2 separate regions of the Homo sapiens genome follow, and region 1 is linked to region 2. Evidence: read pairs that join two places in POLR2A ChIA-PET (ENCODE). Cell type or tissue: Panc1. All regions are shown on one strand. Links, peaks and the distances in the headings refer to the core of each region. The heading gives the core; the rest is flanking DNA.

What was found. ChIA-PET counts read pairs that join two places held together with the same protein. Peaks named below come from ENCODE experiments on the same cell type or tissue, not always from the same donor. Only the 100,000 strongest peaks of a DNase experiment are listed, where the experiment ranks them.
Region 1: POLR2A ChIA-PET joins it to region 2 with 5 read pairs; 5 of 35 experiments call an interaction of 5 or more read pairs at or near these places.

Annotation. Positions count from the first base shown.
Region 1 is chr5:176,630,690-176,636,066 of GRCh38, forward strand. EIF4E1B (eukaryotic translation initiation factor 4E family member 1B) reads left to right here. Exons shown (of 9, transcript NM_001099408.2): 1 at 1-375. Among named protein-coding and RNA genes, the nearest start is that of EIF4E1B, 2.7 kb to the left of the region's middle. RefSeq lists a silencer at 1-26. In Panc1, for the core only: no CTCF peak of the experiment used is centred there; no DNase peak of the experiment used is centred there; H3K4me3 peaks cover 332 bases; H3K27me3 peaks cover 1,365 bases.
Region 2 is chr5:176,450,849-176,456,202 of GRCh38, forward strand. All of the region lies in intron 1 of FAF2 (Fas associated factor family member 2), which reads left to right. It overlaps LOC124901142 (a long non-coding RNA gene), which reads left to right and starts at 1,467. Exons shown (of 2, transcript XR_007059070.1): 1 at 1,467-2,380; 2 at 2,470-4,149. In Panc1, for the core only: no CTCF peak of the experiment used is centred there; no DNase peak of the experiment used is centred there.

The DNA of each region.
Region 1 (5,377 bases), core at 1-5,000, 180 kb after region 2:
TTGAGGGAGGGGGACAACGCGGCGTGTGAAGAGTGGGGAAGAAATCACGCGACTGGATTTGGAGTTCTGCTGGGCTCGAATCTCAGCTGTGCTTTTTATTAACCGTGGGACCTTGAGCTACTCGGCTCTCCTTTCTGAATGACAGTTTCCTCCTCTGTAAAACAGGAATGGTTAATTCAACGAATGTTTACTGAGCGCTTAGTCCAGTGGTGCAGGTTTAAGGCTGGAGGCAGCGGAAAAGGAAAACAAGGTTCCTGGTCTCGGGAAGCTTACCATGGGGGTGTCTGTACGCGTGTGTGTTCGTGCGCTCAGTGGTGGAAGACAGGACAGAAAATAAACGGATCAACATCCAAAGCAACAAGGTCATTACAGCTTGTAAGTTGTGAAGGTAACGGTGATGTAACACGGGGACTAGAGGAGGGGTGCTTGAGACAGGGTGCTCAGGGAAGGCCTCTACCAGCAGGTGAATTGTAGCAGAGACTCCAGAGAGGCACCATGACACCACGATGGGTGAGGACAAGATCCATAGAGAGTGCAAGTGCAAAGGCTCCAAGGCAGGACTGTGCTGACAAAAGACAGCGCAGCTGGAGAGCCAGGATGGAGGGAGGTGGAGAACAAAACCACTTTTTTGTGTGCTTACGGTGGGGACTGTCAAAATGATCACAGAATGCCAGGCACACAGTAGGCCCTCAGTTGGTTCTATGATAGAATTATGCCCAAGAAGCTGTAGTATCCCAGAGGAAAGGGACTCTGACAACTTAGGGGAGTCAGGAAAGGACATAAAAAAGAGGTGACAACTGAACTGTGGCCTGACAGGAAGGGGACTATTTCATCGAGCAGGCTAGGGAGAAAGAGAATTTTAGGCTGTGGGTACAGCATGGGCAAAGGCACTGTGGCCAGAAATGCAGGGTGTGTAAGTGACAGGTAATTAGGCGAGGGGGCCACCAGCAGCCAGACTGCAAAAAAAAAAAAAAAGGAAAAAACCCAACCAACCAAACAAAAAACATTCACAGGCCGCTGGTAGAACTGCAAATTGGCGCAGACATTTTGGAAGGCAATCTGGCAATGTTTACCAAGCATAAATGCATGCGCCTTTGGAGCCAACAGCTCCCCTTCCAGGAATTGATCCCGTGCGACTCTAGCCATACATGCACACAAAGATACCTGTGCAAGGATGTTCACTGTAGCATGTTTTTTTGTAGCAAAAAACTGAAAATGATCTAAATGATCATCTGTACAGGACTGGCTAGCTAACTGTGGCACATCCACCCAGTGCAATGCCACACTATGGTTGGCAAAGATGAGCTAGACCCATGTGTGCTGACATGGGAGTGTGCCAAGATGTGGTGGTAAGTGTGAGAAGCAAGGTGCCAAACTGGAATGTGTGGAATGAGCCAATTTTGATACAAAGGGAATTATATTTTATGTATAAGTACTTATAATTTTCTATGTGTCAAATATATATTATATACTAACATATACATACTTATCACATACTATATACATTATACACAGACACCTTATATACAAACATACACATATTTATGGCTAGATATACAATTCTTTTTTCTTTCTTGTTTTTTTGAGATGGAGTCTCCCTCTGTCACCCAGGCTGGAGTGCAGTGGTGCAATCTTGGGTCACTGCAACCTCCACCTCCAGGGTTCAAGCAATTCTCCTGCCTCAGCCTCCCAAGTAGCTGGGATTACAGGCATGTGCCACCACGCCCAGCTAATTTTTGTATTTTTAGTAGAGACAGGTTTTCACCATGTTGGCCAGGCTGGTCTCGAACTCCTGACCACAAGTGATCGGCCCACCTAGGCCTCCCAAAGTGCTGGGATTATAGGCATGAGCCACCTCACCTGGCCACACCTCTGTAATAATTTCTGAGAAAACTGTTAAAGGGAGTTGCACCTAGGAAACGGGACTGAGAGGGTTCAGGGAAGGAAGTTTCACATTCCATTGCCTTCCTTACTGGTGCTGTTTGATTATTTTCCCTTGGATAGTATTTTACTTGTGTTATTTTAAGAACTAGCATGGAGGGTACCTGCAGTTATTTTTGGTCTCTCAGCATTAAAATTGCCCCCTTCCCATGTTTAGAGGGGTCCCCCACCTTCTGAGGCAGAACCCACCTTCCCCTCTGAGAGATGACTATGCCAGATAATTGCTTTCTCAGTCTTCCTTGCAGCCAGGACATGTGACTGACAGGTGCAGCTCCAGACTTGGGACCTGAAGCTAGTCCCAGGAAGCAGCAGGGAAGCAGAGGGCGGGGTGGGGGAGGGGTGTGTTCTGGTGTGGAAAAGTGGTGGTGGCAGCTCCTGCCAAGGACCATTGGCAGCAGTGACACTCACTGTGGGAGTGTCCAACACCAACAGGACAAGCTGCACTGTCCATGCCCAGCCATGGCATCGGGATTCTTCATAGGTCTGCCTGGTAGTGGGATTTGGGGCATCATTTCAGGCTGTGTGGTCTCCAGCGTGGATTTTCTAGCTATCCTGGAGATTATTTGAGCTGTCCAGTGTTTTTTTTGTTTGTTTGTTTGTTTGTTTGTTTGTTTTAAGAGATAAGGTTTCACTGTATCACCCAGGCTGGAGTGCAGTGGCACAGTCAATCATAGCTTACTGCAGCCTCGAACTCCTGGTCTCAAGTGATTCTCTCATCTCAGCCCTTTCAGTAGATGAGACTACAGGTGCGTGCCACCATGCCAGGCTAATTTAAAAAATATTTATTATTTGTTTGTGATTTACTTATTTATTTTTCGTAGAGACAGGGTATTTGTTTGTGATTTACTTATTTATTTTTTGTTGAGACAGGGTCTCACTAGGTGGCCCAGGCTGGTCTCGAACTCCTGGCCTCAAATGATCCTCCCACCTCAGCCTACCAAAGTGCTGGGATTACAGGTATGAGCTATTGTACCTGGCCCATGAGCTGCCCAGTATTTAATAAACTCCTTATTTGCTTAAATCACCCAGAAGTGATTTCTGTGGCTTGGGATTAAGAACTCCTGATGCCAGAGTACAAGATAAAGAAAGATGAAGGAGGATGGAGGAGCGGGGAGAAGGAGGAAGAGAGAAAGAAGATGAAATGAAGCGTGTCTGAACTTCAGATCACAGGAAACAAGAAGTCACTGAAGGATTTTAAGCACAAGAGACCTAATGAGATTTGCATTTTATGGGGCCAAACGGAGATGGGTTGGAGGAGGATAAGGCTGGCTGTAGAAAGATCAGTAGGAGGCTGGGGCAGACTCCAGAGGAGGGACAAGGACGCCTGAACTACAGAAGCCCGGGTGACGCTGGAGCAGGGCTGGAAGGAGAGACGTGAACATCACTTGGGAGTAACTTATTAGGTGTTATGGGAGACGGAGAAGGACAAGTTGAGGAAGATTCCCAGGTTTCTGGTTTGGACAATGGGGTGAGTGATGTTGCTGCAAAATGAAATAGGCATTGAGGGGGTGGAGCAGCTTGGTGGGGGGATGATGATGAGCTTGTCTGGGGGAATGACAGACAAGCTGGAGGAGGTGTCCAGCAGACACTAGGGTATCTGAGCCCAGAGCTCAGGAAAGCACTCCAGGCTGGCTTCAGATGCAGATTTGAGCCACGGTGTACTCAGAATTCTTTAACAAATGGCACAAATGGCTCTCCAAGGTTGGGGCGGGAAAAGGGTAGGCAGGAAGGAACACCTAGATTTGTGGTTTGCCAATGTCCTTGGGGTAAAATACTCCCACCACAGTTGATTCCAAGCTGTCAGTGTGATGTCATTGAACAGAAAATTGGTTCAGTTATCTAGAATTTTCATGAGACAGATAACGTAGATAAAAATAACCTTAAGAGCACAGATAATAGTAAAATAACTAGGAAGTTATGTGTTTTGAGTATTATCTATGTTTTTTAAACATAATGTAACTATAACTTTATATAATTTAATTTTTAACAATGTAATGGCTTTAACAACTGGCTCACACAATTCCTGAAGTTTTTTTTTTTTTCTTTTTTTTTTTTTCGAGACAGAGTCTTGCTGTGATGCCCAGGCTAGAGTGCAGTGGCGTGATGTCGGCTCACTGCAACCTCTGCCTCCTGGGTTCAAAGGATTCTCCTGCCTCAGCCTCCTGAGTAGCTGGGATTACAGGCACCCGCCACCACACCTGGCTAATTTTTGTATTTTTAGTAGAGACAGGGTTTCACCATGTTGGCCAGGCTGGTCTCGATCTCCTGACCTCATGATCCGCCCACCTCAGCCTCCCAAAGTGCTGGGATTACAGGCATGAGCCACCACGCCCAGCCAGATTCCTGAAGTTTTAACAATTGTTCTTGTGAGCCAAGTGAGATCAGTGCCCCACTGGGTTTGGAGTCATTAGCATAGAGGTGGTGGCTGGAGCCATAGGGCTGAGTGTGATCGTCCGGGGGTGCACGGAGAGTGAAAAGAAGAGAGTGCCCGGAACAGACTCCTGAGGTGCTGCAAACTTCGGGGTGGCCAGAAGCAGAGGAACCTGGAGAAAGACTGAGAAGGCTCTGGCAGTGAGAAAGAAGGACAAGCTGAAGAGAGTGCACAAAGACCTTGGGGATAGAGGTCGACGAGATAAATGCTAGAGGGAGGCCGAAGGAGACCAGCAGTGGAGAGTCTGCGATGGATGGGCAGCAAGTGGGTGACTGGGGAGCTGAATAGCAGTGAGCGCAAAGAGGGAAGGGGCAGCAGGGGACAGCCTCCAGGAGAAAGTGACATTCGAGCTGGGTTTTGAAAGATGAGAAGGACCTTACAAGTGGTGGTGAGCATTCCCAGCAAGGGATCTAGCAGGTGGGACAGTCCAGAGTGTCGAGGTAACAGAAAATAGGTTAAATTCTGAGTCAGGCAGGAAGTTCGTTTGGCTGCTAGCACAGAAGCTTAGGCAAAGCAGGCATTTATTCTTTCACTTAAACAAGTCCAGTGGTGGGCAGTCCACAGGTGGTGTGATGACTTCACAGTCATCAGGAACCCAGACTCCTACCTTTCTGATGCACCATTCTTAGTACATGCATTTCATCCTCATGGCCCAAGATGGCTGCTGCAGCTCCTGCCATCATGTTGATGCAGACAGCAGGAAGAGGGGAGGTAGGGTAAAAAGAATATCTGCCAGTTGTCTGTCTTTTTCTTTCTTTCTTTCCTTTTTTTTTGAGACGGAGTCTAGCTCTGTTGCCCAGGCCTGAGTACAATGGTGTAATCTCGGCTCACTGCAACCTCTGCCTCCCGGGTTCAAGCTATTCTCTTGCCTCAGCCTCCTGAGTAGCTGGAACCACAGGCACATGCCACCATGCCCGGATAATTTTTGTATTTTTAGTAGAGACGGGGTTTCACCTTGTTGGCTAGGCTGGTCTCGAACTCCTGACCTCAGGTGATCTGCCCGCC
Region 2 (5,354 bases), core at 1-5,000:
GGAGATCTTTATTAGAAGAGAGGTGGGTAGCAGGTTCGAGCTGTATTAAGATTGCCTTATGAAATTGGATTTATTGAGGGAAATGCATCTTTCATTTTTCTATTCTATAAGCAATCGCTGGATCAGATTCATTATCCAGACTGCCATTAAACAAACAGTTGTTGAAACTTATTAGATGCCAAGCATTATACCAAGCAGCAGTTGATGTACATTAACTCTTTTTTTAAGAAAAATATTTTAGACCATGTGTGGTGGCTCATGCTTGTAATCCCAGCACTTTGGGAGGCCGAGGCAGGTGGATCACCTGAGATCAGGAGTTCGAGACCAGCCTGGCCAACATGGCAAAACCTCGTCTCTACTAAAAATACAAAAATTAGCCAGGCATGGTGGCATGTGCCTGTAATCCCAGCTACTAGGGGGGCTGAGGCAGGAGGCTCACTTGAACCCGGGAGGTGGAGGTTGCAGTGAGCCAAGATCGTGCCACTGCACTCCAGCCTGGGCAACAGAGCGGGACTCTGTCTCAAAAAAAAAATTTTTTTTTAAGTAGAGACGGGAGTCTTGCTATGTTGTCCAGGCTGCTCTCAAACTGCTGCCTCAGAGGTTGAGATTACAGTGTTGAGATGAGTTGCCTCAGTGTTGAGATTACAGATGTGAGCCACCACACCTGGCCCCTTAACTCTTTTAAACCTTTTAATATAACAGTGTAAAGGGTTAATCTTGTTCATTTTAATAATGAAGAAACAGGTTCTGAGAGGTCAAATAGCTTTCACAAGTAGTAAGTGGTAGAGATTTAGAAATTTATATCCACAACCATCTTCTGTGTAACTTAATGGAGAAGTCAAGTACACACATGAATAATGGGTATGCGATATATATAGATATATATATATGTGTATATATGTATATTGTATATATACATATATATACGTGTGTGTGTGTATATATATATACATATATATATACACACATATATATATATACATATATATATATACACACATATATATACACATATATATATACACACATATATATATATATATATTTTTTTTTTTTTTTTTTTTTTTTTTTTTGAGACAACATATCTCTGTTGCCCAGGCTGAAGTGCAGTGGCGTGATCATAGTTCATTGCAACCTCAAACTCCTGGGCTCAAGTGATCCTCCCACCTCAGCCTCCTAAGTGGCTAGGACTAGAAGTGCCTGGCTAATTTTTGTCTGTTTGTTTTTGAGACGGAGGCTTGCTCTGTTGCCCTGGCTGGGGTGCAGTGGTGCGATCTCGGCTCACTGCAGCCTCTGCCTCCCAGGTTTAAGCTATTCTCTTGCCTCAGCCTCCTGAGTAGCTGGGATTACAAGTGCCTGCCACCATGCCTGGCTAATTTTTGTATTTTTAGTACAGACAAGGTTTCCCCGTGTTGGCCAGGCTGGTCTCGAACTCCTGACCTCAGGTGATCCACCTGCCTCGGCCTCCCAAAGTGCTCGGATTACAGGCGTGAGCCACCGGACCTGGCCAGCAGGTAACATTTATTAAGTATCTACTATGCCTTAGGCATGGTGTTAATGTATAACTATTATGTTTAATCCTTACAGCAGTTTACAAAGTACCATAGGTGGTATGCATAATGAAGCAGATCTATTGATGTATTTACTCAAGGTGATTAAGCTACTAGGTAGTGGAATTCTAGTGGGTCTAGATCTGGACTTGATGGCTGAGTTCTTACTAATATACCTTGCTACTTTGGAAGAGGAATAGAGTTTCAACATGTGTTGGGCAGAATATTCAAAGCTAAAGAAATAGCTTGCACAAGGTAGGGAGATGGGAAAGTGAAGTGTCTGTGGTGATGAACTGAAGAGTATTGAAAGTGGACAATAAGACTAGAAAGGTAAATTAAAGCCAGATTTTGGAGGCCTTTCAAAGCTGTTCACAATGTTTAAACTTTAATCTGTAGATGAGGGGAGCCATCAAAGGATTTTTCAACTAGGGAGTGACACTAGGTTTCAGGTTTGCTTCATTAGCAGTATGGAGTATGTGTTTGGAATCTCCACAGGGGTCAGTACAGAACAGGATGACACTGCTAGGAGTTGGTTCTCAATATGTTTCTTCATTTGGTATATTGAAATCAGTAAAAGTAAAATATTTTGGAAATCTCAGGTTTCCTGTATTTCAATTTTTTTATGATGTTATTTGGTTAGAACTCCCCAAGGCATTTTATTTCATATCATGTTTCTCAGCCCATTTGATATCTTCCAGGATTTTTCTACAGTTCTCCACTTCTGTTTATTTTGGAACCAGTTGAATATGAATAACTATTGCAGACAATTGTTTTCAGCTATTTCAGATGGGAAAGAATAAGGACATAGGTTTTAAGGAGAGCTAATGCAGGTATGTGGAAGGTTACTTTTATTGGCGTTCATTTTCCCAAATTTCCAAATATAGCAGACTCTCCTAGTGTCTTGGTTTACTGCCTCTAGGTTGCTGTTTGAACAACTGGAGAAGGATGACATGGACAGAGAGAAGGGGGAATTAAAGGAGTTATGCAGGCCAGCAGAGGAAGAAATGATCCCTTTTCTGCTTGCACAGGAGGAAGAAATTTATGACCCTCATCCTTTTAAATGATAGCCTGAACGCTGGGCTGTAGAATCAAATTTATAAGTCATTTTGAAAATCTTTCTTTTGGCTTCACCTGACTATATTACCTAAAGGAAAAAAAAACACATGGTGCTTTTTGTTCATGTATTTAAAACAGAACATACAGTGGTCCATTTGAGGGTTTTTTGCCAGAGAATTTGGCACTGTTGAGAAAACAAGAGCTTTGAAAATCCAGGCAAACATGACTTAACTTTTCAACAGCTTATGGTGAGTTCTGTGATCTTGAACAGGTTCTCACTTCTTTGAACCTCTTTCATTTTCTATAAAATGGAGATACTGGCCGGGCGCAGTGGCTCACACCTGTAATCCAAGCACTTTGGGAGGCCGAGGCTGGCAGATCACGAGGTCAGGAGTTCAAGACCAGCCTAGACAACATGGTGAAACCCCGTCTCTACTAAAAATACAAAAAAATTAGCTGGGCGTCGTGTCAGGTGCCCATAATCCCAGCTACTCGGAAGGCTAAGGCAGGAGAATTGCTTGAACCCAGGAGGCGAAGGTTGCAGTGATCCGAGACCGCACCACTGCACTCCAGCCTGGGCAAGAGCGAGACTCTAAAAAAAAAAAAATTGGAGATACTATTATCTAGTTCACAACATTCTTTTTATTTTTTACTTTAAAAAATCTAGTAGGCTGGGTGCCATAATCTCAGCACTTTGGGAGGCCGAGGCAGGCAGATCACTTGAGGCCAGGAGTTCGAGACCAGCCTGACAAACATGGTGAAACCCCGTATCTACTGAAAATATAAAAATTAGCCAGACATAGTGGCATGCACCTGTAATCCCAGCTACTCGGGAGGGTAAGGCAGGAGAATCACTTGAATTCTGGAGGCGGAGGTTGCAGTGAGCCGAGATCGTGCCACTGCACTCCAAGCCTGGGCAACAGAGTGCGACTCCGTCTCAAAATAAATAAATAAAAATAAAAATACAAAAAAAGTTAGCCCAGTGTGGTGGCACAGGCCTGTAATCCCAGCTACTCAGGAGGCTGAGGCATGGGAATCACTTGAACTCAGGAGGTGGAGGTACCAGTGAGCCAAGATCGTGCCACTGCACTCTAACCTGGGCAACAGAGCCAGATTCTGTCTGAAAAAAAAAAAAAAAAAAAAAAAAAAAAAAAAAATCTAATAATACATGCTTGTTGGAAGTTAGCAACATACAATTGTATTTTAAAAAGTAATCAAATCTTATTTTATTTCCCCATTCTAATTCCAGGTTTGTTGTTTATCTTTGTGTATTTTTGTCTTCTGCATACACAGCTTAATGTGGAAGCTCTCTTAACCTTAACCTTCACTTGACTGATTAATTGGAGCAGATATCCTCCTTTTCCTAAACTCTATTCTGTAATATGTTCAAGCATTTCTGCAAACTCTACTCTGTAATGCACTCAAGTGTCTCACCAGTCAAGTTGTATTCCTGACAAGAGGCAGTTATATTTGCTCCCAAACTAGTGTGTGCTGGTTATGTTTGTCACATGTGTTTAATTAAACACTACATAAACCTGTAAAATACCAGTGCAAAAAGAGTTTTCATCGATACGAAAACTAAATTAAAAGCTTTAAACAGGCTCTGTCTGGGGAAATTGCTAAAAAAAAAAATTGTTGTTTAGTTAGGTGTGGGCAAGTTAACTGTAAATGACTTAGGGAGAAATCATTGAGATACAACATTGTACACTTACTGCTTGGCAAGTGTTTAAGGTTGCACTACACTTAAGGAAATCAAATCAGTATGGGTTATGCTAAAAAGATCCCAGCCTGGGCAACATGGTGAAACCTCATCTCTACTAAAACTACAACAAAAAAATTAGCTGGTCGTAGTGGCGCATGCCTGTGGGCCTGTGATCCCAGCTACTTGGGAGACTGAGGTGGGAGCATCACCTTAGCCTAGGAGGTGAAGGCTGCAGTGGGCTGTGATTGCACCACTGCACTCCAGCCTGGGTGACAGAGTGAGACCCTGTCTCAAAAAAAAAAGTAAAAAATAGCCAGGCACAGTGGTGCACGCCTGTAATCCCAGCACTTTGGGAGGCTGAGGTGGGCAGATCACCTGAGGCCAGGAGTTTGAGACCAGCCTGGCCAACATGGTGAAACCCCATCTCTACTAAAATACAAAAATTAGCCAGATTTGGTGGCGGGTGCCTGTAATCCTAGCTACTCAGGAGGCTGAGGCAGGAGAATTGCTTGAACCTGGGAGGCAGAGGTTGCAGTGAGCCAAGGTCGCACTAGTGCACTCCAGCCTGGGTGACAGAGTGAGACTCCCTCTCAAAAAACTAAAAATAAAAACTAAAGAAGTTCCAAGGAGTGCTAGTGGATTCATTCCCTAAAGAAAACGATAGGCTTTTATCAGAAACTTATGTTCATGTGAGTACTTTATGTTAAAATGAAATATTTACATAAATATTCATTTATGTAAAAATGAAAACATGTAAAATGTTAAAATGAATATTTTTATTACTTTGACTTCAGTTAATTGATTAGTTATGGGTCTCATTCTCATTGGGTAAGAGAACTTCTGTCTTTGTCTTATAGAGATATGATTATATTATACTTAACTCTGCATAGCATAGGTAAGTAGTCATGAAGACTGACTGGGTTTGTTTGATTGAGACAGAGTTTTGCTCTTGTTGCCCAGGCTGCAGTGCAGTGGTGTGATCTCAGCTCACTGCAACCTCCACCTCCTGGGTTCAAGCAATTCTCCTGCCTCAGCCTCCCGAGTAG